2 separate regions of the Homo sapiens genome follow, and region 1 is linked to region 2. Evidence: read pairs that join two places in POLR2A ChIA-PET (ENCODE). Cell type or tissue: Panc1. All regions are shown on one strand. Links, peaks and the distances in the headings refer to the core of each region. The heading gives the core; the rest is flanking DNA. Region 1 overlaps VDR (vitamin D receptor). Region 2 holds the start of LOC124902926 (a long non-coding RNA gene).

Region 1 (8,321 bases), core at 266-8,265, 63 kb before region 2:
GTGACGGATGAAGCCTCAAGAACCACAAGGTTGGTGGGAGGGACACCAATCTCATGTCCTGGAACATACAGATGTCCCTGTGGGGATAATTGTATCTCGTTTCTGGGGAACCCTAACAGTTCCCAAGATGCTTCCATATTCTCTTGTCCCTCCAGAAAAGCAGCAGTAAACAAATAGAGGTGAACGGCAAAAGGCTTTTTGTTTCTACGAAGATGGAAAAAAGCCTGGCGTATAACTTCTTTCTTGTTAGCTACTGCAGGGTTAGGACTGGGCCTGAGGCGGGCTAGACTTGGAGCTAAGGAGCCCCTGATAGCCTGGTGCTGCTCCACCTCCTGACAACCCTGGCTCTGCAGTAGGCCCCTTGGGTGATGAGGGTTGTCACAGCAGGGTACCAGAGCCAAGGTCCAAAACCAACAGCAGCTGCTTCCTTGACTGTTGGGTCATTCTTGGCATTGAGCCACCTGGGGCTGTTTGGGGCATCAACTTCACTGAGCACTTTAAGTTTCTGGGGTTGAAAACAATCCAGGAAGCTAAAGGCTAAGCCTTAGATCCCTAAGACTTCCAGACCTAGGAGCCTGCACTTCTTGCTGAATATCCTCACCTGTAAGTTTCTTAACCTCAGTGGTCCCACGTATAAAGGGAGGGAGTTACACTGACGGTCTCTTGGGCCCTCTGTGGATCTAAGAGTCTGGGCCTGCCTGGGACTGCCAGTAGAGCCCTACTCTGGTCTCTTCTCTATCCCAGGGGCTGAGTCGGTGTGGTCCCCAGCTGTCCATTTGCTAGAGCAAGCTTGACAATTGATGAGTGCGATTCCCCTCAACCCCATGTATGTTCTAGTGAATGTGAACAGTGAGTCATGTTTTACCAAGAATCCTAACTAATGCCTGGCCCCTGAGCAGATGACGTCAGTAGCTCATCTCCAGGAAGGAAATGGTTGGGCCTGGGCTTTGGCTTGGAAGGCTTGGGCATCTTCACACTCAGCAGTTCCTTGGAAGATGCTGCTGCTCATGCAGACAGTGATTCTGCCACCATCTTTCCCCATCTAACTATGTCAGAAAAGTGGGGCCTACTCCTGCTGGGGCTGGGAGGAGGACAGGACTCTCAGGACATGGATGATGAAAAGCCTCTAGGGAGGTGCCTCAGGGAGGTGTCCTTTATGCAGCCTCCCAAAGTCCACGTGGTGTGGCTGGCAGTGGGAGAGAATGTTCGAATTAGGAAAATGAGCCCTTAAATGTGCACACTTGTGCACACACACACACACACACACAACTTACATAGGCTACAAGGGTGCCACTTTTCTTTTTCTTTTCTTTCTTTTTTTTTTGAGACAGAGTCTCATTCTGTTGCCTAGGCTAGAATGCAGTGGCACAATCTCGGCTCAGTGAAACGGCCGTCTCCCAAGTTCAAGTGATTCTCCTGCCTCAGCCTCCCGAGTAGCGGGGACTATAGGCATGTGCCACCGTGCCCGGCTAATTTTTGTATTTTTAGTAGAGATGGGGTTTCACTATGTTGGTCAGGCTGGTCTCAAACTCCTGACCTCATGATCCACCCACCTCGGCCTCTCAAAGTGCTGGGATTACAGGCCTGAGCCACCACACCCAGCCTCAAGGGTGCCACCTTTCTAGCTAAGAACACTTCAGTAGTTTTCTGGGTTTTTTTTGTTTTGTTTTGTTTTGTTTTTTGAGACAGGGTCTTGCTCTGTTGCCCAGGCTGGAGTGCAGTGGCATGATCTTGGCCTACTGCAACCTCTACCTCCTGGGTTCAAACGACTCTCCTGCCTCAGCTCCCAGCCCCCAAGTAGCTGGGACTACAGGCATGCACCATCATGGCCAACTAATTTTTGTATTTTTAGTAGAGACGGAGTTTTGGCATGTTGGCCAGGCTGGTCTCAAACTCCTTACCTCAGATGATCCGCCCACCTCAGCCTCTCAAAGTGCTAGGATTACAGGCCTGAGCCACTGTGCCCAGCTCTAGTTTTCTGTTCCTACAGAGCTCCTGCTTCCTCTTCCTTTCAAAAAACCCAAGGCCAGGCCTCAGGATTTCCACCTGCTTGTCTGGCCCCTTCTTTTTCTGGGCAGGTTCTGGGATGTCTAGAGCTATGGTTTGGGCCTTTTCTTCCTTCCATGTACACATCTATCCCTGGAACAGGAGCTATTCCAGTCACAGGTCTCTAGAATCTAGAAGACTTCATGCTGAGACTAGCATCCTTACTTCTCATAGCGGCTCATTAAATGTTATTATGCTGGCTACTCTGGAGATTTCAATATTTAAAAAGGTTTCTTCGGCCAGGCACAGTGGCTTACGCCTGTAATCCCAGCACTTTGGGAGGCCGAGGCAGGCGGATCATGAGGTCAGGAGATCGAGACCACAGTGAAACCCCGTCTCTACTGAAAATACAAAGAATTAGCCGGGTGCGGTGGTGGGCGCCTGTAGTCCCAGCTACTCGGGAGGCTGAGGCAGGAGAACGGCATGAACCCAGGAGGTGGAGCTTGCAGTGAGCTGAGATCGCAACACTGCACTCCAGCCTGGGCGACAGAGCGAGACTCCATCTCAAAAAAAAAAGGGTTTTTTCTAGGGAAATGCACTTTTGTTATTTCCTGTTTAATTTTTTAAAATGGGAAGGGGAACAGAGTACTGTAAAATAAGTATAAGAGTCGGGGCGTGGCTGTGCGCGATGGCTCACGCCTGTAATCCCAGCACTTTGGGAGGCCAAGGCAGGCGGATCATGAGGTCAGGAGATCGAGACCATCCTGGCTAACACGGTGAAACCCCATTTCTACTAAAAATACAAAAAAAAATTAGCCAGGAGTGGTGGCGGGCGCCTGTAGTCCCAGCTACTCTGGAGGCTGAGGCAGGAGAATGGTGTGAACCCGGGAGGTGGAGCTTGCAGTGAGCTGAGTGAGCCACTGCACTCCAGCCTGGGTGACAGAGCAAAACTCCGTCTCAAAAAAAAAAAAAAAAAAGAGTCGGAGTGCAGTGGCTCACACCTGTAATCCCAGCACTGTGGGAGGCCTAGGATAGAGGATTGCTTCAGCCCAGGAGTTCCAGACTAGCCTGGGCAACATAGTGAGACCCCATTTTTACAAAAAAATCAAAAAATTAGCCAGGCATGGTGGTATGCACCTGTAATCCCAGCTATACTGGAGGCTGAAGCAGGAGGATTACTTGAACCCAGGAGGTCCAGCCTGCAGTGAGCTGAGATCATGCCACTGCATTCCAGCCTGGGCTACAAAGCAACACCCTGTCCCCCCAAAAGAAACAAAAATTAAAAGAAAAAAGGTAAGTACAAGCCATGATTGGAGCTGGGCAGGCAATGAAAGGAGAAGTAGGAATCGTTTGGTGCCCAGCCTAGAGGTGAGAGTGACTGGCAGCTGGGGTGGGCCTCATGTCTTCTGTTGGAGAAATGGAGACCAGGGGGCCCAGAAGACAGGTCTCCGTGATGACAGGGTGAGGAGCCGGAAGTTCAGTGACCCAGGGCAGGGTGTGTGCTCTCTCGGCAGGCGAAGCATGAAGCGGAAGGCACTATTCACCTGCCCCTTCAACGGGGACTGCCGCATCACCAAGGACAACCGACGCCACTGCCAGGCCTGCCGGCTCAAACGCTGTGTGGACATCGGCATGATGAAGGAGTGTGAGTGTCCAGGGGCTGGGCAGGGTTTGGGCCTGAAGTGGAGTCAGGGAAAGGCCTTGGCCACTCTCCTGCAAGTTTGGGCAGAGGGTCTGCCTGCCCTTCCTCTGTAGCTGCCAGCATCTGGGGCCAGGGCCTCAGTGGGACCAGCAGCTGGTGACAGGGCAGCTGGAAGTCCAGGGTCAGATGCACTCAGCGGCCCTGTGCACCTCTTGAGGATCTGTGTGTTGGTGTCAGAGGCCCTGGAAGGGTCCCTCCAGAGTGGGGCCTGAGAGGAAGGAGAGGCCGGACACTGCCTTCAAGAGTCCCTTCTACTCCTGGGTCAGGGTCTTCCTCCAGGATGTCATTCTTTTTTCACAGCTCCCTGTTACTCGGACCTAGAGGGAAGAATGAGGTTCAAGGACCCCCAGGTTCTATGGGCTTGGGAAGAGAGGGCTGATGTGGGTTAGGAAGGGCAGGAGTGATGGGGAGAATTAGTATTCAGAGCATAGTTGGCATCCACGTTCTGTCCCACCCCAGCCTCCCAGCCTCTCTGGCGCCTTGAGCAGATCTGAGGGCTTGTGCCAGGGAGAGACCAGGAGGAAAGAGTCTGCCAGGGGAAGCACTGGGTTCTAGGACGACCCTCTGAATCCAGATGGAGAAAGAGGAGTGATTCTATAGGACTTCCTGTCCCTCTCTGGGGTTGGAGAAGACCAACATGGCATATTTACATGGATATTTTGACCCATCACTGAAAACAACACTTGAACTTTGCATCAGAGCTCTAGGACAGTTATTTGGTAACTAGAGTAGGCATTGAATTCAGTAGATGCTGGGAGGGGCCAGCCTGGCCCTCTCTGGGCTGGAGCAAGGCCAGCTGGGCATGGGTGCTCTCTGTACACTCATTCCTTTTTCTCCTTCTCTTGCTCACTCCTGTCTGCCATCTGCATCCAGACCCCCACCCGGCCCTAGGACAGAACCCAGGCCCTCCTAGCTGTGGGTCTGAGGAATCGGAGTCGGAGTCGGGGTGGGGATGTTGCTCAGATGCGGACCCTCCTGGCTATGGGACCGTTTGGAGTGGTTGGGGATGGGGAGAGGTCAGGTAACAGGAAGATGTGTCAGGGACAGAGGATAAGTCACAGAACAGGGCTTAGAGGATAGCAAATTTCTCCGTTAATGGGAAAAAAATTATCTGTTGTTGGGACACAGAGGCAGAGCTGAGGCCCTGACCCTGGGCTTCCTCTTTGGGCCTTGACCTAGGCTTCTCTTCTGTGGGTCATGACTCCTCCCTCCTGATCTGACGGCTCCCCAGCCAACACTGGCAGCCCTGAAAGGTGTTTCCAGGGCTGTGGTTTCTCCACACCATCACAGGGTGCAGGCCTGGGCACGCTGGTCGCTCCTACCCTAGTCCCTGCCACGCCCTGGCTCCTGTGTTTATCCTGGAGAGAATAAGAAGTGGAGGCTGGAGGCCCGGGTGCCTTAAGAGGCTTCACACACATTCTCAGTGGGCCCTGCTCAGGGTGAGGCGTTAGGGTGGGCACCAACAAGGTGTGCTCAGCACAGTCCCATCTCCGCAGAGAAGACAGCCTCTGCAAAGCAGGGAGTCCGGTTTCTAAAGCTCCAGCTAACCAAGACTGGCACGAGGTTCCACTGCAGTGGTTCGTAAGGCACTGCCACAGGAGTTCCCCTCAGGACTAAGCTCACTGATGCCCAAGAGGCCCCTCTCCTACCTCAGGAGGAAGAGGATGTCTTACTGACTTAAAATAGAAAGAACATCTGAGACTCAGAGAGGTAAAGACCTCAGGTCTGGGGTCAGAAAGCAAGTTGGTGGCCAAGCTGGGACTAGAATCAGACTTCATGTCCCCTCCTACCTGCCTCCTGGTCCCCATAAACAGCGCTGCATCCATGGTGAAGAGCAGCACCAGCCTGGGGTAAATCAGGGGGCCCTGCCCAGGAGCACCCTACCACGTGGTGGGAACCCAGCAGCCCAGAAGCGATGTCCACCCCATCCCTCAGCCACGCCCACCCCAGCCTAATTCTCTCCTGTGGAGTCCTGTGTCCCCATCCTGCTGTATGCCCAAGGTAGCTTCTCGCCACACCACCCTCCTCATCCCAGTGCAGGGAGCAGTACTCAGTTCTAGATGGGCTGGTGGAGCGGGGATCCAGTTAAAATAGAAACGTCCTGATGCTTTTTACTTTCCTGAAGGGAAGACTGTCCAGGAAGAGACATTCCCAGCCTCAGGTTAGTCCAGCTTCAGGAGGCCTCACCAGTGTGAAGTCCCCCGGCCTCAGAACCCTGGGAGAGCTGCACATTTCTTATCTGGGCTGGGTTTTGTCCCCAAGGCATAGCATCCCAGAGACAATTGAGTGTCTCAATATTTGTAAAACCACAGGAAGAAAGCTAAAAGCCCAGGCTCCTGCTGTCCGAGCAAGGAGGTGGGCCTTCCATAGAAGAGGCACAGGAAGGGAAAGGATGAGGACAGAAACCCTGTGTATTGACCAACTACTGTGTGTCAGATAGCACATCAAGCACATGCATTTTCTTCTGAAATTCTCACAACACTCCCTAAATACGTAAATACTTTTATTTTTTCAATAGCTGAGGAAGCTCAGAGGAATTAAAATATCATGGCTCTCAGCTAATAAGATGATGGTATCAGCATTCATTCTAATCTAGGTCTTTCTGCTTCCAAAGGGCAGGCTTGTGGGCCACACCCGAGGCAGCCTCTCGTGGCCCCAGTGGGTCGGAGCTCACTCCATTGTGCATTTCCAGGCACTTTCACATGCTCTAAGAGATGGATTGAAGAGAGCTTGGTCCCACCAAAGACTCATTTTCTCTCTTTTCCATTCTTAGTTGACTTTATACCCTGGGAACCCAAGAAATTTTATAACTGAGTTCTTGCTTTTTGCTTATACTATTACCTGTCCTGCACAGAACCACACATTGTGGTAACTTGTTTGATGTTTTTACAGATGTATGTCTTTTCTCCCTGGTGTTAGTAAAGTACCTGGCACATAGTAGGTGCTCAATAAATGTGTGGAATCAATGAATATTAGCTCCTCATTATGCTTCTTTCTCTCTGTATATCTTCCACAGGTCTATAGATCAGTAAGATTCTCCCAAACCTGATCATGTCTGTGCCGTTCATTTGGAAACATTTTATGTCCTCTTCCTGTGGTTGTTCTTAGCCCATCCTTGGCATCTTGAAATGTTTTCAAATTGTTTATGTTGCAGATCTTGGCTTCGTTAAGGAGAGAACATGTCTTGCATGGGAATAACTTGCGCAAAATTATTTCACACTCAGCAAGGAGCTTAAAATGAAGTCAAAAAAAGCTTCTGAGCAGCCATGTAGGTTTTACAAAGTCCACATGCCAAAACTCATGCACTTTAGACGCCTGATCACCAGACAGCCCAACACTCTTTCAGAACCTGTTTACTCTTATTCTAGGTCAATGGCTTCATATATCATATAGTGTCTTCCTATATGATAGTAATGACATCTTAGGTTCAATCCATTGAAAAAATGATAAGAAATTTCCCATGAAATTAACAAGATCTTTAAACAAATTATTTCGTAAATCACAGTGCATTTGCATATGTGAAAGACTTTAGACTTATTCAGTCCTCAAGCAATGTTGCCTTGCAGAAGGCTCATGGATTGGGCCTGTGTGAAACTGGTAGATCTCAGCATTTCTTCCTCTGTTACCTCCATAGAAGATGGAGGTTGCTATTTGATGCAAGTGACTGGGAGGAATCATGTTATAGGGTTAAACTTGAACTTTCTTTGTCTCTTTAAAGTGGGTAATTTACAAGCTTTGTGACTTAATTTTATTTTCACACTCTTCAGATGGATTGGAACACAATGCCTGTCAAAACTCCATGGCTGAAAGCCAAAGTCCGCTTATAACCAGATGTAATCAGACACAGTAGAGGCTAGTGGTTATGACCTTCCACTCCAGAACCAGACTGCCCAGGTCTAAATGCTGGTTTCACCACTGTTAGCTGTGTGACTTTGAGAAAGGTAGAAAGCCTCTCTGGGCCTCAGCTCCCTCATCTGCTAAATGGGAATAACAACAGCACCTGCCTTAAAGGGTTGTCATGAGGGCTAAATATATGAGTTAATATACAAAAGGCTCTCAGAATAGTGCCTTATAGATAGAAAAACTCTTTATGTGCCATCCAGCATTACGAATATTTTCTTTTTATTACATCAAACTTGATCACCAGAACTTCTAGCTCCCAAGAGATCAGAAGTAAGTCTTAAGGGGGAGAAAGGCACACATCCAGAGGCAGACACCAATAAGAAGACAACGCATAGTTTAACAGGGAGGTGGACACTGGAAGCAAGAAAAGCAGCCCAAGAACTCCAAAGCCCAGCACGCCAAGCCATGCAATGCGGGGCAGACAGCCTCTGACAACTCTGAGGCTGTAACCTTGTCCTGCAATGTTCAGTAATTATTCAGAATGATACCTCTGAATCATCAGGGAAAGGTTATATGACGTTAAAAGTGTTCCGTTACAAGGTTTTCTGTCTTGAAAATCTTTCCATAACAATTGTTTCAATAAAAGAGGTCAGCTTTCTCAGCTCTCTGGTGTGCCAGGTGCCATTCACTACATTGCAGGAGACAAGCAGCACTAGAGTACTCACTAGCCTTTCCTGAACCAGGAAAATGATTTGCACACAGTTGGTGTAATCTGTGTGGATGCATTTGA
Region 2 (8,321 bases), core at 151-8,150:
TCTCTACAAAAAAAAAAACAACAAAACAAAACAAAAAAAATTTAGCCAGGCATCGTGGTGCATACTGTAGTCCCAGCTACTCTGGAGGCTGAGGCAGGAGAATTGCCTGAGCCCAGGAGGTCAACGCTGCAGTGAGCCATGTTCACATCACTGCACTCCAGCCTGGGCATCAGAACAAGACCGTACCTCAAAAAAAAAAAAAAATTAAGAAAAGACACTGGAGGCATCGGGAGGGGGGCGTTCTAGGTGGCAGTGCTCCTGGGGAAGCCTTTTGTCCCACTGAAGACATGAAGCTCCTGGGAGAGCAGGTGGTCGGCAAGGCTCAGGTTTTCATCCACCTTTTGCAGATCTAGGAGGCAAAGTCATACCTGCTGGGGAGGGAGGACCAAGACTGGGGCCTGAGGCAATAAGGTAGGAGCAGTAGGGAGGTCAGTTTGTTCCAGGTGCTTAGAATTGTGTTTGTGTTTACTCTGGAGGTTGCTGAGGGCTGGGGTGCACCTATTGGAACAGGGGCTCCATAGGTTTCTGGGTAAAATCAGGTGTTCTGGTTTAAGAAGGTGACTTGGTAGGCCCACATGCCCCAGTGCCAAGTAAACTGTTCTTAAGTCTGACTGCAGTTGCCTCCAAAGAAGATAGAAAAGGGGAGTAGCCAGGATTCCAAAAAGAAGAGCTCTCCAACCTGGCAAAGAGCCCTGTGCTAGACAGTATTCCTGGTACCTTGGGTCCATTTACTTCTCTTTTTTTTTTTTTTTTCAGGCTGACCCCAAATTAGTAGTAACAGCCCTCGGAGAGAGGCAGTGATGGGAAAAGAGGTCCCACACTCAAGCCAGAACTGGGAGGCAGGATGTTCATGCTCTGGCTTCAGTTCAGCTACTGACGGGGTGCCAGTAGATACCTTTCCTCTCTCTAGGACACAAAGAGAGCTGTTCCTGGGTCTTAATCTCTGTCGCTCTGCGCTCTTCTGAACTTGATGGCCCTCAGCACGGGGCCAGGGAGCGGGGGAAAAGCAGAACTTTTTCCAGGAATTGCTATTGGAAGCAGCCCCGTTGCCAACACGCATGCACACATGCACACAGCTTTTCTGGACAGACCTTATATTATGGATTATCACCACAAAACATCCCTTTGGGGCCTGGTAGCCCACACCACAGAATTCAGGGTCATTAATTTTTCTCCTATCCAGAGAGTGCATGGTGTCCGGAATCTGTGGTTACCAGGGGAGCAAGGCACAGAGAACCTGGCTCTGCTCCCAAGCATGAATGCTGCTGACCAGCCCCTGGGTAGGGACTGGGGAGGTGGGACAGAATTCCCAGGAGGCAGGGGACTCAGCCTGACACAGTCTCTGGGAGTGCACCCTGGAGCCCAGTCCAGAAACCTCTGGGAGGACCAGGTCCTGCAGAAGAAAGAAGAGGTACTAAGAAGGCCTGGGATTGGGGGTTACCATGTCGTGGGGAGGGGAGTTTGCCTCTGAGGCCCACCACCTTGAGAAATATGCATGCTGTGTCTCAGGCAGGTTGTCAGGAGAGAGTCATTGTATTTGATTTGTCAGCTACTAACAGAGCCTGCCACGTGCCCTGCGAGGTGTTTGGTGCAGATGGGCATGGCTTCCACAGGGCACCACAGAGATCATGATGAATGAAGTGTCAAGGTGGTAGACACAGAGCGAGTGCTGTGGAAAAGGAAGAGGGGAGAGGTCAGGGAGAGCCTCCCAAGGAGATGGACTTGGGCTGGACCTCAGAGGATGGGCAGAATTTAAATAGGTAGAGCAGCATTTTCGGACCGAACTTTGTTACCCAAAGCATGGGCTGGTTTGAGGGGCAGTCGGTGGGAGTCTCCCTGTGCCCAGGCTGCCCCCTCCCCCAGCAGCGCCTGCCTGCAGGAAGTTCTCATTTCTCGGCTCTGAAGAGGAACTGTGGCTGCCTCTGAGACACAGACCCAAAGGAGCACCCCGGCAGTTTCTCAAAAAATATCCCTTCTGCCCCAAGTCTGGCCAGCAGAGCGCTTCTGTGTCCACCCAGTACCCCGTCCAGGCAGCCTCTGGGTCTCCTGGCCTCCTGTCCCCTTGACCCTGAACTGGACAGCAAGAGGGAAAGGTGTCTGTCCTGGACAGGTGGCCTCAGGACTCATCTCTGTCTTCTCCAACCCCAGCTGGCCTCCATGTCCCCTGGGGGCTTTCTGCTGCTGACCAGCTTGGGCCCTACTATAGGTTTTCTTGCTGGGCTTAGGAGCCTGAGAGAGGTAGCCATTTCCAAAAGAAAAGATTTCTATCTCAGATTATCTGGGAAAGAGGCTGAGTAGGTCCCTTCTCTGAGGAAACAGGCAGCAGGACATAGGATGGGGCAGTGGGAGGAAAAGGGTCTGCACTATGGGGTCCTTGGGCTGTGCACTCCTGACCTTATCACTTCACAGTTCCCACCAGATCTGACTTGACCTCCGGGCCATGACCCAGTCCCTCCCCCACTCTGGAAACCTCTGTGTCCCCTCCTGCTCCTTTCACTCCCACCTGGGAGGCTCTGAGCAGGCCAGGGTCCCTCTCTCCAGGCCTGCTCCTCCCTTTCTCCTCCTGTCCCCCCAGCCATCCCCCCAGCCAGGCTCTCCCACCTCTGGCCCCACCTCACCTCTTGGCCTTCTTCTTTCCCTCGGGCGATGGGAGCCTGGTTTGGCTGCCCAGGGAAGATTGTATCTGACCACAGGAGGGAGGGCTGAGGGCACTGCTGGGTGAGCTGAGGCCTCCTTAGGTTCTTGCTGTAGTCTGAGTTCAAGTCATTTAGAATGAGTGACTTGAGGAAGAGGGAGCTGGGAGCCCTTTTCACCAGCAGGGGGACTGGAGGAGTCGAATGGGGTGGGGTCTTCTCGTTTTGATTAGCTTCTGGTGGAGGTCCCAGGCTTTGGCGTGCTCAAGCTTGGAGTGGCAGGGAGCAGGCCTGGCTTGACCTTCTTTCCTTCCTGCTCCCTCTCCTCACCCCTCCCTGCAGCTCTTTCACTCCGTCTCTCTCTCTACAGATGGGACCCAGGTGAGCCCGGGTGCCCACTACTGCAGCCCCACTGGCGCAGGTAAGAGTCAAACCCGGGGGAGTCCATGGTAGGGAGTGGAAGATGAGGGGTGGAAAGGCTGTAAGAACGCGAGAAGCTGAGGGGTTAGAGAAGCAGGGTCGCTGGCTGATCTGCCAGAGAGCCAGGAGGTGGCGGCTCCAGGGAGGGGCGAGGAGCCGGGGTAAGAGAGGCAGCTCTGGATGCTGGCTGGGCACAGTGCTAGGAAACACAACAGGAAAAGGAAACACAGGATGCCCGTCTTGTCCTTGCTGGGAGCAGTGAAACAGGAAGGAAAGTAAGAAGCTAATATTTATACTGAGACCCCTACCCCATGTCAGGCACCAGGCAAGGTGTGTTCTTGTGTGTGGACTCGGTCCTCACACCGGCTCTGCAAGGTGGGCATGGCAGCCCTTGCAGGACTGCTCTGCTGGAGGGGAAGTGTTCTCTCACTGTCTGCGCCTCCTCCCTCTGCTGGCCCGAGCCTCCTCTGCTGCTAGGCTGCCCTGGGGAAGGACTGGACTTCCTGCTGCTGCTTTGGTTTAGGACATGCCCATGGGGCCAGGTCTGGACTAGACGCGGTCTGCCCTTCCTTTAGTGTAGCCAGTATCAACCAAGGGCCTACTGAGTGCAAGATATACAGCCTGATGCCTAATAATTCCATATAGCAGGGAGAAATGGAACCCAGGTATCCTCCTTGCTTCAGTCCTGGCTGTTGAAAAGCTAACAGGCAGGTTAGGGAGGAAGCACACACAAATACAAAGCGAAAAAAAATAGAATGCAATAATGTGACCAGTGCCCAATGAGAGGACACTGATTCATGAGTTTATCCATTTGTTCAAGAATCATTAATGAGTTCTGTCTCTGTGCCAGGGTACTTTCCTGGACATTTTAGGAGAGACACTGATTTATTCATTGATTCTATGTTTGTGGAGTGCCTGTCATGTGCTAGGTACTATTCCAGGTGCTAGGAATAATAAACAAAGCATGAAACCAACTCCCTGCCCTATGGAGCTTAACTCAGACATGGTACCTGCCCACAGAGCACTAATCCTGGTGTGGAACAGCCATGTGATTGGAGTCCAAAAGAGGGAGGGATGCTAGGCGCTGGCTGGGTCCAGGGATGAGGGAGGACTCCAGCTGAGCTTTGAGCAAAGAGTAGGATTTGGAAAAGTAGAATGTAGGGATGAGGACAGCACAGGCAGGGGGACATTGTGAGCAAAAGGTCAGAGAACAGAAGAGATGTGGATTTGTGACAGGTGGAAGCTGATGGCCAAGGTGGAGGGTTCATGTTCAAATGCAGACCAAGTTGAGAGAAGCCAAGTTAGGACCAGATTGTGGAGCCTCACAAATGCTAAAGCACCTCGAAAAGTATTTCCAGGGCTCCAGGCAGAGCCCATCCTGTATTCCCTTCTGCTGTGGAGGCAGTGGCCATGCAGAGTGTGAGGGGAAGGGCCCCTGCTGGGGGTCTGCTCACAGTCCGTATGTGGCTGAAGCCACTGGTCTTGGGTCCAGGTCGCTGGCCTTGGTTCCCCCAAGCCCCTCTTGCATAATCAGGGGAGTCACCCCGGGAAGCCAGGACACAGAACATGGAAGGACTGAAACCTTTCCTGGGGCAGGAGTGTTTTGGTATTCGAAACCCAGACTCAACCCGAATGAGAATCCGGATTTCTTGGGAGGCAATGTGAACAAGGGGTGGGGCATCAAAGCCATACATTTTCTACTGCGGGCGGCATCTGGGTGCACAGCCATCACTGTCCCTCCAGGCCTCTTGATATTCGGGGGACATGGCGGGCACCTCCTTGCTGGGCTCCTGTCTTGTGTCCATGTCACAGTCAGGGAATGTTAGAGTGAATGCCCTTTAATGACAGCCTACTGCAAACCCCTCTTTGCTTAGTGAGAAAGCCCCTTGAGGGGAGGTGAATTCCTGAAAGTTGGTGGGAAACTGGAGTACCTGCCTTGGTAGGACCAGAACCCATGCTAGCTCTGCCCCTAGCAGGGTGACTTTGGACAGGGCCCTTCACCTCCGAGCCTCGGTTTCCTTATTTAGGATAACAAGATAGTAATGACTACCCCCCGGGGCCAGTGGCTTGATGTAGCTGCTCATGCACAAGTGCTGTAGATGTAAAGATTGTGGTTAGGAGTGGCCAGCTTGGGCCTGGAGGCTATGATTTCTGACTCCTGGACTGGTACTTTGCCACAGGCCTTTCCAGCCCTCCTCAGCCCCAATCCCTGAGGACAGTCTGTGGCTGCCCCACTGGGAGATGCCCAGCGTTGGAATTGCTGAAGGAGGCCTCTCCAGGAAGGCTTCTCCACTTGTGTGCCCTCCCATGGGGCCGGCCTGCTCCTACCCCACCCACTTCCCCTTCTCCAGGATAAGCCCGCTGCAACAGCTCCGTCTCCCAGTGTCTCAGCCTCTCTGGCTGCTCAGCCCAGCCTGGTCCAGCTGGCTATGCTGGCATGGACCCTAGTCTGGTGGCCAGTTATAAATAGCCCCTGCACCCACAGCCTTGGCAGGGTGCTCCTAGTGTGGGTGCAGAGGACACTTGAGAAGAGGCAGCCGTGCCTGCCATCCTGACCATGCCAGGCCCAGAGCTGCCATGGAGGCACCCAGGAGCAGGCCCAAGGACACATGGGCCCTATGAGCTGAGGAACCTGCCCTGGGCACAGGGTTCTGCAGGCCCAACGTGGCCGGTCAGGGCTGGCTGTAGGCTTGAGGCATCACTTTATCTCATGACTGGGGATAGAGCATGGGAGGGTGGCGACCCAGAGGGCCTGTGAGGCTTGGGGCTGGAGGCAGAACAAAGTGGGCCTGTTTGCCTGCCTGATTGCTTCCTTTGAGCCCAACTCATTAGAGGGCAGCTGGGCAAATCCTCTGATTCCAGGGAGGGATGAAGGGAGGGAGAAGGCAGGGCCAAGAATGTCCTACCATAGGATCTGCAGCCCATCGGAGATCACTGTAGCCCTCAGCCCCCGGCCCAGGGAGGAGCATGTTTAGTGGAGGAGCACTGTGGTGGAGTCGGAAGACTCCGTTCAAACACCACCAGTGATACAGTGTTACTGTGCACAGTTCATGTGACTTTTTTCTCACGAGTAAAATGGAATTGATAATACCTACCTTGCAGGACCACGACAGGATTAAGTGAGGAAAAACCCCCATGAGAGTGTTTTGCCATTGTCAAGTGAGCCTGAGGGAGGCTGAGGGGGGATCAGGCTGTATCATGCCCCCGAGGACAAACTTTCCAGTTTACCCTGCTCCCTCTCTCTGTCCCTAGGCTGCCCCAGGCCCTGTGCAGACACACCAGGCCCTCAGCCGCAGCCCATGGACCTGCGGGTGGGCCAGCGGCCCCCAGTGGAGCCCCCACCAGAGCCCACATTGCTGGCCCTGCAGCGTCCCCAGCGCCTGCACCACCACCTCTTCCTAGCAGGCCTGCAGCAGCAGCGCTCGGTGGAGCCCATGAGGGTAAAGATGGAGCTCCCTGCATGTGGGGCCACCTTGAGCTTGGTCCCCAGCCTCCCCGCCTTCAGCATCCCTAGACACCAGTCTCAGTCCTCAACTCCTTGTCCCTTTCTGGGCTGCCGGCCCTGCCCACAGCTCTCCATGGACACGCCGATGCCCGAGTTGCAGGTGGGACCCCAGGAACAAGAGCTGCGGCAGCTTCTCCACAAGGACAAGAGCAAGCGAAGTAAGGAGGTGGCCACCCCAGCCCAGCCCAGCCCCACCAGCCAGGTGCCTGCGGCTGCCTGTGTGGCTTGTGAGGGGTGAGGTGGGAGGGCCGCAGCCAGCTGGGCCTGAGCCGAGGCTTTCCCTCTGCTTGCCTGGGCTCTGCCTGTGAATGTGTGGGGGATGTGGGGGTGGGGGGTGGTGTCTGGAGGCTCTAGGGAGGGGTAGGGCCTCGGGCTTGGCTCTTGCCTAGGGAGTCCCTGGGACGCCTCCTACTGAGGATGGGGACAGGGCAGTGGCCAGGTAGTGCCACGAGGCCGCCTGTCCACCCACCTCCAGCCCCCTCCTGACTCTGCCCCTACAGGTGCTGTAGCCAGCAGCGTGGTCAAGCAGAAGCTAGCGGAGGTGATTCTGAAAAAACAGCAGGCGGCCCTAGAAAGAACAGTCCATCCCAACAGCCCCGGCATTCCCTACAGGTAACACCCTCCTCACCTGCCCTCCTGTCCCCACATGCACCCTCCACCCCCGCCCCCGTGTTAGCCATGAGCACACACACTTGCCTCCTTCCTCCCCAGTTGCCACAACCAGTCCTTACCCTTCCTCTAAACATAATGCCCCCGAGCCCCTCTCTCAACTGATACCTGCCCTCCTCTCTTTAAATTCTCCCCACCCCACCTGAGCCCTTCTCACACACACACACACACACACACACACACACACACACACACCCTACTGGCTTTTTTCTTGCACATGAGCCCCTTCTCTCTTTATATTTTCCCTGAGCGCAAAAATGTCCTGGTTCCCAGAGCAGGTTCCTAGTGCAGGTGACAGAGCCCCCAGTGGGCTCTTCACCCACGCACCAAGCACCTGGCTTCTATGCCTAGGTCAGAGCTCTGCACTATAGCTGCTGGAGCGGACAGGCGGCCCACTGCTGCCACCTGGAGATGGTCCCCATTCCTACCAGCCCCACATTGCCCAGCCCTGCCCGCTGCAGCCTCCCCCTCAGGTCCCAGGGCCCGTGCTCAGGGCAGTGCCCGTGCAGTGTCCCCACACCTCTGAAGCAGCCTTGGCACTCGTTCTGTAGAACCCTGGAGCCCCTGGAGACGGAAGGAGCCACCCGCTCCATGCTCAGCAGCTTTTTGCCTCCTGTTCCCAGCCTGCCCAGTGACCCCCCAGAGCACTTCCCTCTGCGCAAGACAGGTGAGCTGAACAAACAGGCGGACCTTTCAGGCAAAGGAAGGGGGAAGGGCCTCGGACATGGGGGAGGAGTGTGCAGGGGTGGGCGGGCTGGGCTGGGCCAGGAGATCATCGGTAGGCTAGGATCTTCTTTCTAGTTCTGCCTTCTCTTTCCTTGACCGATAGAGATGACTGGGACTGAGGGGTTAAAGGGTGGAAAAAAGAAGGGTGGTGGGGGCCTGAGTGACGCTGGTGCTCCCTGCAGTCTCTGAGCCCAACCTGAAGCTGCGCTATAAGCCCAAGAAGTCCCTGGAGCGGAGGAAGAATCCACTGCTCCGAAAGGAGAGTGCGCCCCCCAGCCTCCGGCGGCGGCCCGCAGAGACCCTCGGAGGTGAGGGCCGGCTGAGCCAGTGCGGTTGCCATCCTCAAACCTGGCTGGTCTTGTCCCTTT

Evidence for each region. ChIA-PET counts read pairs that join two places held together with the same protein. Peaks named below come from ENCODE experiments on the same cell type or tissue, not always from the same donor. Only the 100,000 strongest peaks of a DNase experiment are listed, where the experiment ranks them.
Region 1: POLR2A ChIA-PET joins it to region 2 with 10 read pairs; 8 of 35 experiments call an interaction of 5 or more read pairs at or near these places.

The regions. Positions count from the first base shown.
Region 1 is chr12:47,860,357-47,868,677 of GRCh38, reverse strand. It overlaps VDR (vitamin D receptor), which reads left to right. Exons shown (of 10, transcript NM_000376.3): 4 at 3,501-3,631. Among named protein-coding and RNA genes, the nearest start is that of LINC02354, 35 kb to the right of the region's middle. RefSeq lists an enhancer at 1-185. In Panc1, for the core only: no CTCF peak of the experiment used is centred there; no DNase peak of the experiment used is centred there.
Region 2 is chr12:47,796,957-47,805,277 of GRCh38, reverse strand. It overlaps HDAC7 (histone deacetylase 7), which reads left to right. Exons shown (of 26, transcript NM_015401.5): 2 at 3,004-3,054; 3 at 6,306-6,493; 4 at 6,626-6,716; 5 at 7,059-7,170; 6 at 7,779-7,894; 7 at 8,136-8,261. It overlaps LOC124902926 (a long non-coding RNA gene), which reads right to left and starts at 4,198. Exons shown (of 2, transcript XR_007063290.1): 1 at 2,619-4,198; 2 at 1-3. RefSeq lists a silencer at 7,553-7,752. In Panc1, for the core only: no CTCF peak of the experiment used is centred there; no DNase peak of the experiment used is centred there.